Regions from separate parts of the Mus musculus genome. Here region 2 is linked to region 1. Evidence: chromatin loops called from intact Hi-C (ENCODE). Cell type or tissue: heart. All regions are shown on one strand. Each heading gives the region's core, and the rest is flanking DNA. Links, peaks and the distances in the headings are about the cores only. Region 1 has its middle 17 kb from the start of Gm32627. Region 2 has its middle 31 kb from the start of Prdm11.

Evidence for each region. Hi-C counts contacts between places; a loop is a spot of excess contacts. Peaks named below come from ENCODE experiments on the same cell type or tissue, not always from the same donor. Only the 100,000 strongest peaks of a DNase experiment are listed, where the experiment ranks them.
Region 2: it touches region 1 in a loop (3-fold over the local background); 8 of 42 quality-filtered maps call a loop at or near these places.

The regions. Positions count from the first base shown.
Region 1 is chr2:93,124,639-93,130,013 of GRCm38, forward strand. No RefSeq gene overlaps it. Among named protein-coding and RNA genes, the nearest start is that of Gm32627, 17 kb to the right of the region's middle. In heart, for the core only: no CTCF peak of the experiment used is centred there; a DNase peak (open chromatin) is centred at 2,153; H3K27ac peaks cover 1,377 bases.
Region 2 is chr2:93,074,129-93,079,503 of GRCm38, forward strand. No RefSeq gene overlaps it. Among named protein-coding and RNA genes, the nearest start is that of Prdm11, 31 kb to the left of the region's middle. In heart, for the core only: a CTCF peak has its summit at 2,281 (motif pointing left); a DNase peak (open chromatin) is centred at 2,253.

The DNA.
Region 1 (5,375 bases), core at 100-5,099:
GGTGGCCTGGGACCTTAGTGAGGCCTTGTTAAAAAAAATAAAGAGGCTGCGGAGATGGCTCAGTGGATAAAACTTTGTGCTAGCTGGAAGACCCACGTTGAATCCCCAGGACCCAGGTTTAAAAAGGACAAAGAAGCCAGAGGTGGTGGTGGTGGTACTGCTGCTGCTGCTGCTGCTGCTGCTGTGGAGGCCGGAGGACAACCTCAGGGATTGCCCTGGTCATCCATTGTGTTTAAGGCAGAGTTTCTTCATTGTTGCTAACTTGCCCTAAAGCACTTAGAGGTTCCTCTGTCTCTGCCTCGCACTCTACCTCACTGTGAAACTCAGAGATTAGGGAACGATGATGCCCAGCTTTACGTGGGTCCTGGGCACCAAAACTTTGCTCAAAGAGCTAGCGATTTATCCACCAGCCTGGCCTGAGCTTGGAATTCCTCCAGGGTGACCTTGGTCAGGTCTCCTGACTCAGAACCCTGGGAATTCATCTTGAAAGTGGTGGTTTAGTAGGGTTGTGAAGATTACACAAAATGAGCGTTTGGGGTCAGCCCAGGGACCCAGGCTCTGCAGCCATGTAGCTAAGGTTAAGAGTCCTAGGTGCAGCTGGGTGGCTTTGGGTAGGTGCTGCCCCTCTCTGAGCCTCTCTTCATTTGTATGCACAGAACTGTCCGGGGTGAGATGAGGGGCCACCAAGAAGCAGGTTCAGCTGCAGGCAGTGCTAGTAAGTGACGAGCTACTGAGGAAGAGCATCCAGGGCAGGCTGGGCATGGAACAACAGCAGCCTGGAGGAGGGCTCTGCACTTGTGAGGACTCCAGGCCAAGAGTTCTCAGTCCTGACTGCACATTGGCACCGCATGGAGGTCTTGTCCAATGCCCACATCCAATGGTCTACAGGAGACCAGGCATCCAGTCAGATTTCTAAATGCCCAGGAAATACTAGGGTCACTGAGTTAGATGAGTTAGAGAGGTGTTCTAACTAAGCAGGCCAAGCCCTTCAGAGGAGGGGATGTCTGAGCTGAGGTCCAGGTGTTACTCAGGAATAGACAGCAGCAGGGTTCAAACAGAGATTAGTGTGGGTACCAAGGGTTCAAACAGATAAGAGAGTTGGTGCCAAGGTCCTGGGGCAGGCATGAGTTTGGTTTGTGTGGAAAGCAGCAGGCAGCCTGGGGTGGGAGAAAGGTGTGTAATTAGCTAAGGGTCCAAGCCCCAGGAGAACAAGAATAGGAGACTGCATATCCCTCTGGCCAGAAGGACTAAATTAGTCCTTGGCACCCCCAGAGAGTACCCCGCCTTTTGCTCACAGCAACATAAGTCCTTCAAATGTCTTTGAGTTGGAGAACATAAGGATGGCTCCTAAGGGAATACCTAGTCTCTCGGACAGGTCACTGACTAATTAAGGATCCTGGGGACAGTGAAGTGGGAACCATTACAGCGACCAGTATAAGAGGAAGTTGACCAAGATGGGCCAACTGTGCTCCTGGGACCATCACAAAGACCGTGGGGAGGTTGGCTGGCTGGCAGGGAGAGGCAGCAGGCTACCAGGAAAATGGTACCTCCTGCTAGGGCTTAATTATTGTTCTGCTGTGGTGTGGGCTGGGTGGGCGCAGGTGTTTCTATTTTCTGGCACAATTATCTGGGAGGCAAAAGCAGAAACGTCAGGGACTCAGGGATGTGTCTGTGTCTTTCTGCGTAGTGACTCGGCCTCAGGGGAGAGCATATCCCCTCTGCTGGCTGACTGGTCCGTGCATCTCTCTCTCTCTCTCTCTCTCTCTCTCTCTCTCTCTCTCTCTGTGTGTGTGTGTGTGTGTGTGTGTGTATGTGTGTGTATGCACTTGCGTGCATACTGGGCTATGCATGTGATGTTCAGGTTTGTGTTTGTACATGTGTGCACCTATGTGCTCATGTGTAACCAGCTGCAGACTCTCCAAGCAGATTCTACCTTCTATACCTGGATCATTGGCTGTTAGTGAGCTGTCAGTCTTGGTTCTGGGCCACACAGCCCTTGCCCACTGGACAGACGTCTTTCCATCCTGTTGGCTTAGTCTTAAGAGGAGCATATTTTGGAACAGCTTCTTTGTCCATGGCAGTCAGCCAGCTGACCCTTCCTGCTGCAGGGCCTAAGGTGGCCAGCTGCATCCTGTGGCTTGAGCTGACGTGGATCAACACACAGCGAGGCCTGGCTCCAGGCCATCTGGCCTGCTGAGCTCCTTGTGTGGAAGGAGCACTGGGGAAAAGCTACAGGTCACTGTCTGGATGTCTTCCCAAACAGCTAGGGCGCTAGGTAAGAGGAACAGAGGCCCCACCACAGAGGGCTGAGGGGCGTGCTCCCAAGTGGGCCTAGGAGGTATAAGAACACAGACTGCTCAAATGATGAACTGCAGTGGTAAGGGTTTCCAGTTACTCTGAGGCCCTCACACGCTGGCCATTGCTCTGGGTCAGTCCCTAACCTGGGCTTGTATCAGTTACCCTTGTTGTAATAACCCTGCTGTCAGGACGGGCCCCTCCCACTCACCTCTCTCCACCATGCAGGGGTAGCACTAGATCCCTTTGAGTCCTGGAGTGGAGCTCCAGGACCTGAGCGTACACTGGTCTCCCTTCTCAGAAGTCTGCTTTTCCTAAGGGTGGTGGCTCTTTCTAGCCATCTGCTACCTTAGATGTCCCCTGATCTGCTAACCCTCTGTGATGGTTATTCTTGGTTGTCAACTTGACATCTGAATTAATTAAAACTCCATGATTGAGAGGCACACCTGTGAGGGATTTTTTTGCTTAACTTGAAGTTGGAAGCTCCACTACTAAACTGGATTTTTGAGTTGAGAAGACCCACCTCTAACCTGGGCCACATCCTCTGTTGAAATCTTATATAAGGACACGGAAGATCCTGCTTGCTCCAGCCTCGTAAGTCTGTGACTCTAGAGAACCCTGCCTAGTACCCCCTCTTACCCCATGTCTTTGTCACATGCTCTATTGGCTCTCATCTTGTTTTCCTATATTGCCCTGTCTTCCCTGGAATATAAGCCCTGTGCAGGTAATCTCTGTATGTTTTGTTCAGTCTCCTCATAATGTGATCAGGGTCTGCATGGAGTATGCGCACCACAAATCACAATGGCTTAATGCATCCACCAAGCATGAAGCAATGTACCAGGAACTGAGTTTTATTTCAAATTCACGATAACCCTCACACCAAATGCACGTGCTCTTATTAGCTCTCTTACTGATGAGGGAAGGTGGTGTTTAGAGCCACTGAGAGACCTCTCTGAGATGACACAGTGGCCAGTACGAGAGTCTAGATTGTCTCAGGTTTGTTTAGCATACTTCCATGGTCTTACCATTTCCCCCCAGGACCAGAGGCAATTAGAATAAGAAAAGTCTGACTCAGTCGATGACAGGCAAGTGACAGTTATCCATCATCTACCGTTCTGAAACAAAGTACTGAGGTTTAGTGGCGTAAAATAGCCAAGTGTCAGGACTGGACAGATGGATCAGCAGAGGACCCGAGTTCAGTTCCCAACTCCCACATAGCAGTTCACAACAGTCTAAGACTCCAATTTTAGGGGCTCTGAAGCTTTCTTCTCGCCTCTGTAGGGACTGCATGCTCACGGTGCACAGATATACAAGCAAGCAGAACACACATACACATAACACAAAAATAAATTTAAAAAAATTTTTGGGGTGGAGGTTGTTTTTAATGGTAAGTTTTGACTACCCGCTTCCTGGCTTGGCACCTTGGCAGGGTTTGGCTAGCATGACCCATTCTGCTTCCACGGTCATGGTAGACACAAAGAGAAAGGACCCTTGTTGGGAGGTCTGTTGCTGTCTGCTCCCAGGCTGCCCCACTGATAAGTCTGGCAGCTGACTTGGGCCTCAGTTTACCTCTAGGTATCCTTTCCAGAGTGTTTGCTCCAGTTTCTCCACGTGACAACTTGAATCTGGATCCAACAGTCATAGAGAAAACAATCGTTCGATATCACGTCTATCATAGCCCCTTGGCCAAGTTACAAGTTCACACCCAGATCAAGAGGTCCCTGAAGAGATTTCCCTCTGGGTAGGAGACTGCAGGGAGGTCACACTTAATCCACAGTGCTCTAGTGTCCGCAGCCACAACCGGTACATGTAGTCACGCCTCAGATAGACCCACAGCCTCCCTGAGTCTTGGCATTAGAGTCCACAACCCTGTAAGGTACCCTGGAGACAGACCCTTTCCTCTACATCCTTCTCCTCCACAGAGGAGGTATGCAGGGCTGGCGGCAGATACCTCTTGGCTTGTCCCCTGAGAAGGACCTGTGTGTCATCACTTTACAGACAGGGAAACTTGAGAAACTGAGTGGCTCTGGGTTCCCTGGAGGACTCCTGCAGGGACCAGGTAAGAGTCAGGCTGAAGGAGTCCTAGACCAGAGTGCTGCCTCAGACTCAGGGTAAAGCATATGCCGAGGGCAACCAGAGCCCTGATCTTCTCATGGATAACTCTCCCCCTCCCCCTCCCCCTCTGCCTCTTCCTCCTCCTTCCTCCAGTCTTACCCTGAGAACAACACTGCCCTGGAGACCACAGCAGAGAAAAGATTCCAGACCTCTAAGTCCTGGATCAGAGACCAATCCTCCAGCCCTGTGTTCCCCAGCCCATGGGACTCAAGAGTCGTTGCTTCCTTGATGCTGTGCCATCTACCTGTTTGTTTGCACTTGAGCAGATGGCTACGAGGAAGGTCCCTGAAGGGACAAGCACGTGAGTGAGTGCAAAATCAGTGAAAGAGGAGGTCCTGTGTCTGTGGCCTCCTGTTATTTGAAGCCTTTTTAGCTTCAAATAAGACACTGGAGACAATACTACAGGGAACCGGATTAAACCAGTCTAAGCTAGAGTTCCCCATTTCTAGGTGACCTAGTGTAACCTATCTCTGTCTCTGTCTCTCTTCCAGTAGTTTTTATTTAATGTGCATTGCTGCCATGTATGTCTGTGTGAGGATGTCTGAAGCCCTGGAACTGGAGTTATAGACAGTTGTGAGCTGCCATGTGGGTGCTGAGATTCGAACCCTAGGTCATCTGGAAGAGAAGCCAGTGCTCTTAACTGTTGCACCATCTCTCCAGCCCCGTGTTGTCTCATTATAATGCTCAGTTCTCTGCCCAGTCTTCGAGCATGGCATGTATGAAGAAGCATGATTTCATGCCAAGCATCACATACAGCTGTCTGCTGGCCTCTATGCAATACCACAAGGAGTATGAGGAGTCTTCTATAGAAGCCCCTTGTCCCCTCCACTCTGGGAACCATCCTTGCCGCATGCAATCATTTGTCTTTCATTTTTCCTTTTAGTTTGGGCCCATTGGCTCTGCCTGGACCATGGTCTGAGCCCACTGAGTCCTTGAAGTGGTTTGTATGAGAATGTTCCCCTTGG
Region 2 (5,375 bases), core at 216-5,215, 50 kb before region 1:
ATTCTCTTGTTCATCTGTGAAGTCAGCGCCCACCAACCTTAAAACATCAAAACAAGCAGGGCCCTCAGAGGTGCCTGGAAGTGGGGAATGTCCACTGTTGAGAGGTCAATGGAAGTCTAGAGACAGAAGATGACAAGGACAAAATCATACTGCAAGCTCAAAATGTTGCCATGTAAGATCACGACTCTATGCAAGTGATGGAGAACACTGAAGACAGCATCATCCTGAGGCAGTGGGGGCAGTGGGGGCAGTGGGGCAATGGGGCAGTGGGGCAGTACTACCATCACTGGGCACCCCAGTTCCTTCTAATTTGCTTACTACCAACTTCATGACTCAAGATGGCTGCCCCAGCTGTCCTATCCTTTGGGAAGAGACATGCCCCAAGAGTTGTAATTATATAGTGTTGGCTGAATTTAGTCATGTGATTATACTTAGCTGCAAAGGAGGCTGGGAGATGCAGTTTTAAATCTGAGAAGCGATATTCCTCACCCAAAATCAGAAGTGGCATTCATCAGGAAGGAGAGAAGAGGCAATGAGGGAGAGATAGCCATGCCCACCATGGAGATGGGCTGGAATCCTCATGTCATTTCACTGCCTAGTCCCTCTGTCTGTCCACAGTGTGATCAGCAACTGGCAGGGAGTAGAAAGAACCAATGTGGGGTGGTTCTGGGGAGAAGGCCTGAAAACACTGAGGACTAGAGGGAACAGAGAGGGGAGGTGGACAAAGAGGGTCCTGGCCCTGAGCCTGGGTCAGGGACACATCACCGCTACTTCCTTCTGGGGTGGGGAATAGTGACCTAGCCCTGGATGACTCCCTATTGATCCCACAGTGGTGTGATCCCACTGTGTCAAAGGGTGAGAGCAGGGGATGCCAGCCACTGGAGAGCCCTGTCCAGTCTTCATCTCAAGGTTTCCTCCAGCTCTGCACTGTCAGCTAGACAAGGACAATGTTTCTGGTGGTCCTGACTTGATCACTCTCTCTTCTAAACGGCACTGAGCAAGCAGGGCTTGTCTTCCTCGTCATCACCCCTCCATCCCTTCCTCTGTCCCTCTGTCCCTCTGTCTCTGTCCCACCCTTTCAAATCCTTCAAATGGCCTGTCTTTCCTGCCCTCTCTCCTTCCTCCTGCTCCTTCCTCTTCCTCTCCCTTTCCTGAAAATTCTCTCCTTTGCCATTTCCCTCTCCTTTCCTGAACAACTCACCCCTCAATCTTCTGGTCCCCCCACAGGCCAGACCCTTACTCTCTGGGAACCATGCTAAGACAGAGGAGAGTGGAGGACAGCTTGGGCAAGTCACCTGTGCGGAGGTCACGGCACACCTTTTGGGTGGTGAGCACCTACCTCTTGTCACCTGCACCTGCTAACCTGTGACTCCAGCACTCAGATGAGCATAAGGATCTGAGCTTCCAAGCTCCGTTTGCACACAGCCCCCTGTCTTTATGTGGACTGAGTCTCCTCCCTGACCAGCATCATCTACTGTTTAGTACCATGTCAGAATTGTCTGAAATTGACTGGGTGATGGTCAGGAGAACCAGCTTCTGACTGTCTTGTCTGTCCTTGACCTGCTCTGGCTCCAAGCTCCTTGACCCTTGGCTCTCTGGTCACCCCCCTGCTAGGTGACTCAGGCTAGTGCTTCCTGCAGGGCTTAGCAGGCAGGCCTCAGCCAGCTCCCCTATAGCTCTGGCTCTGCAGCGGCTCAGCTCTTGGGCTGCTAGGCCTCCACTCTTTAAATAGCCTCCTGTTGCTCCCCAACCACAGCCCTGTACCCACAGATGCTCGCCCACAATGGAGCACCCAGAGCACACGTGACCTCCTACAAGGCTGTGGGAGTGTGGAGACATGGACAAACCATGCTGTTGTGGTGTAGAGGCGATGGAGATGACAGAGATGTGGTCTGGACACAGCCCCGGGGGTGTGGTTGTGGTGGTGGTGGTGGTGGTGATTCCCAACATATTGTCCCGCAGTGTAGACACAGCTGACATAGATATCACAGGCAAGCTGTAAGAAATAACACTACTAACACTGAGCAAGATGAGACCAGCTGACAAACAGCCTCCGACTAGACAAAGGCCTGCCACCCTGCAGCCCCCACCCCAACCCCTGACTGAATGTCCATCTCTACTCCCTTTCCCAGAAGATACTGCTCCTCACTGCCAACCTGGAGCACTCAGGACAGCATGCAGAAAACAGGCTTCTTGGGTCCCCGAGCCTGAAAAATGCTGCGCTGGCCTCTATGTTCACAAGGCCTTCCTGGCGACTCGAGCGCCTCCTAGTGGCAGCCATGCACTGGTGCTATCAGCTTTCTTTCCCTACAGAGGTAGCCTGCCTTTGTGTTTGGGCAGCTGGCTGTTCCCGTACTGGACTGACCGGTGACCGACTGGGGCAGGTCACAGGGATTTGGAAGGTGATTGTGATGTTTCTCATGCTGAGTGGAGGGGTGCAAGCCTTCATCTGTTATTTCAGGAATCAACGTATTCTTTAAAATGTGCCTGTGTTGGCACATTCTTCTGTATGTTCCTTTCCTAATAAAAAGTAAAAAATAGCAAAGTGAAGTTCAAGACGGAAAATAGAAGCCACATTCCTGCTGACCAGTCAAGGCGGCACTCTGGCTTTCTTCCTGTACAAGTTGGCAGACAACCGAGGAACAGCCCCAGGCCTGACGGCCCTGTGAGTGGGACTTGGGGTCTCAGGATAAGGCCTTGGAGAGTCCATGGTCTGGATAGACACCCTGTTTGTCTCCCCTTTTGGGTGCCTCTAACCTGAGCTCTGTGCTCCTATCCCCGGGGGCAAAGGCAGTGGCTTAGAGTGCTTGTTTAGGGACAAAATCTCCTTAAATGGCTGTTTAAAAAAAAAAAAAAAACATATTTGCCTTGGGCTACCCTCAGGCTCCCAGCCTCCAGAGCCAACAGCTGCAAGTGGGCAGGCTGGCCAGGAAGAGTTGGGAAGGGCAGACCTCCAACAGCCTGGAGTCTCCTCACACTGTGCATGTTGCAATGTGAACAGAGACAGAACACAAAGGGTTATGTGGCAAAGCAGCAATCCCAGAGTGAGCCTGACACTGCAGACATTGCTGTTTTCTTTGGGACAGGGTCTCACTATGTAGCCCTGGATGGTCTAGAACTTGCTATGTAGACCAGACTGGCCTCGAACTCATAGAGGACTTCCTGCTTCTACATCCTAAGCACTGGGATTTAAGGCATGCACTACCATGTCTGCCAGGAACACCCTTCCTTGTTCCTCTGGCGACCAGAAGCCTGTATTTTCCTGGAAAAAGCCCCATCTTCCAAGCTAGGCTTTCCCTAACCTTGGAGTATGGAATGCACCCATAGCATGCTTGCCCGCTTGCCGTCCAGGACACCCTCAGAGAGCAGCATGGTGCACACTCTGGGACACACCATCATCCTTCTATGGAGAGATTCCTTCTCTCTGTTTCCTTTTATGGCTACATCAGAAAATGCAGCCCTGACTCCTGAGCTGCAGCCCGCCACTGTCATTTATATAGCATGTGAACCACCCATCCTTCATCAGGTTCCCGGCGACCCCTTGAGCACTCGAGACCTTTTCTAGAGAATGTATGATTTTCCCAGGAGACTGAGTTTCGCCACTCTGCTGACTTTCCCTCAATGAAGCTTGGGAATAGTTTGACAGTCATGAGCTTTGATTTCTGGCCCTGTAACCTTTGGGCTTATAAATAAAACTGGAGTTGCTTTTGGACGGCATAGAAGTTGAAGCAACTCAGCTTGACCACTGTGAACATGCAGGGTGAAGTAAGAACTTACCGTGCTGACCACTTTCTTAGTTTCGCTATCACCAAGAAAAGTAGCTCAAGACCCATCATGCCTTTTAATGTCTGTAGTGACATATGGATTTAGCAAGTCATTATTTACAAGATGTCAGGAAAAAAAATCTTTCTGTATTCCCAGAGGAGATGTGCACAGCTGTCACTCAGTTAAAAAGTGCCCTGAGACTGCAGTCAGTTCTTGCCCCGCTCAAAGCTCTTGGCCCTGAAGCCAAGCCTGGACCTTGGAAGAGGCAGGAACCCAAGTCCTCCAGTGCCGAGCTCCTGCCTCCTGCCCAGGGCCTAGCCTGTCTGCTGCCTGCTCTTATGCTGGGAGCTCTAGGGCCATCCGTGGTTCCTGTTTCCCACCTGAATGCTAGCATTTGCTTCCCTTCCCAACCCTGTCTATACTGGGCTTGTTCTGCCTCTCTACTGACTTGCAGTTGTGATGTGGAATTCTCCAGCAAGCTTTCCCTTGTGCTTCTGAAGGAGAAGTCAAGCTCGCTCTCGAGTGGAAGCTTCTCACCATCTTTGTCTATCGGAATACTTGGCCCATGGCCGGAAATTGGGAACCTTCTCGAGGCACTGTCTGCTTGGAGAGACTGAGATTGTGTGCATGCTTGATGCTGAGTCCCTGTGGTCAACATAGGTCAGAAGGGTGGTAAGTGCACAGCTTGTGCCAGGGGAGCAAGAGAACACCGGCAGACTCTGACTGAGGCCTGACAGGCCCAATGGTAAAGCATTCAGTCTGTCACTCATGGTCTGTTAGTGCCACCTCTAGCACATGTTCATCTTAGTCACTCCATACACTTACAGTTATCCGTCCATCCACTTACCCACCTAACTGTCCATCCATCATCTTATCCTTCCACTCCTTCACTCTTTCCTCCATCCACTCACTCACCCATCCATCTGTCCATTCACCCACCCACCATCCCGTCCATTCACCCACCCTCCATTCCATCCATCCACCCATCTGTTCACCTATCTACCTATTTACTTACCCATCCACCTGTCCACCAAACAATCTACCAACCCATCTGTCCATCCATCCATCCATTCATCCATCTATCCATCCATCTCAATCTATCTCCCCTCCTGTTCACCCACAATCTGAATATCCATCCACCCATCAATCCACCCACCAATCTATCCATCCATCCATTAATCTATCCACCCACCAATCCATCCATCTATCCATCCACCTACCAATTATCCATCTACCAATCCACCCACCAATCATCCATCTGTCGAACCATCCATCTACCCATCAATCTATCCATCCATCCACCAATCCATTCATTCATCTCTCCATCAACCCACCTATTTCTCCATCCATCACTCACTCACCCACACATCCACACAGGCATCCACCTGCCCATCCCCAGTCATTTGTCTACTCCGTCCATCAATCCACTTATCTATCCATCCTCCCACACATCTCCCCACCCACTCATCCATCCATTCATCCTCCAAGTATCATGCATACACGTGTGTCCGTCTGTCCATCCAATTCTTCGGCATGGAGGAAAACAGGGAGACTGAGCTTACAGTGACTCAGTTTTAGGAGGGAAGAAGGAAGGCAGGGTTTCTGGTGAG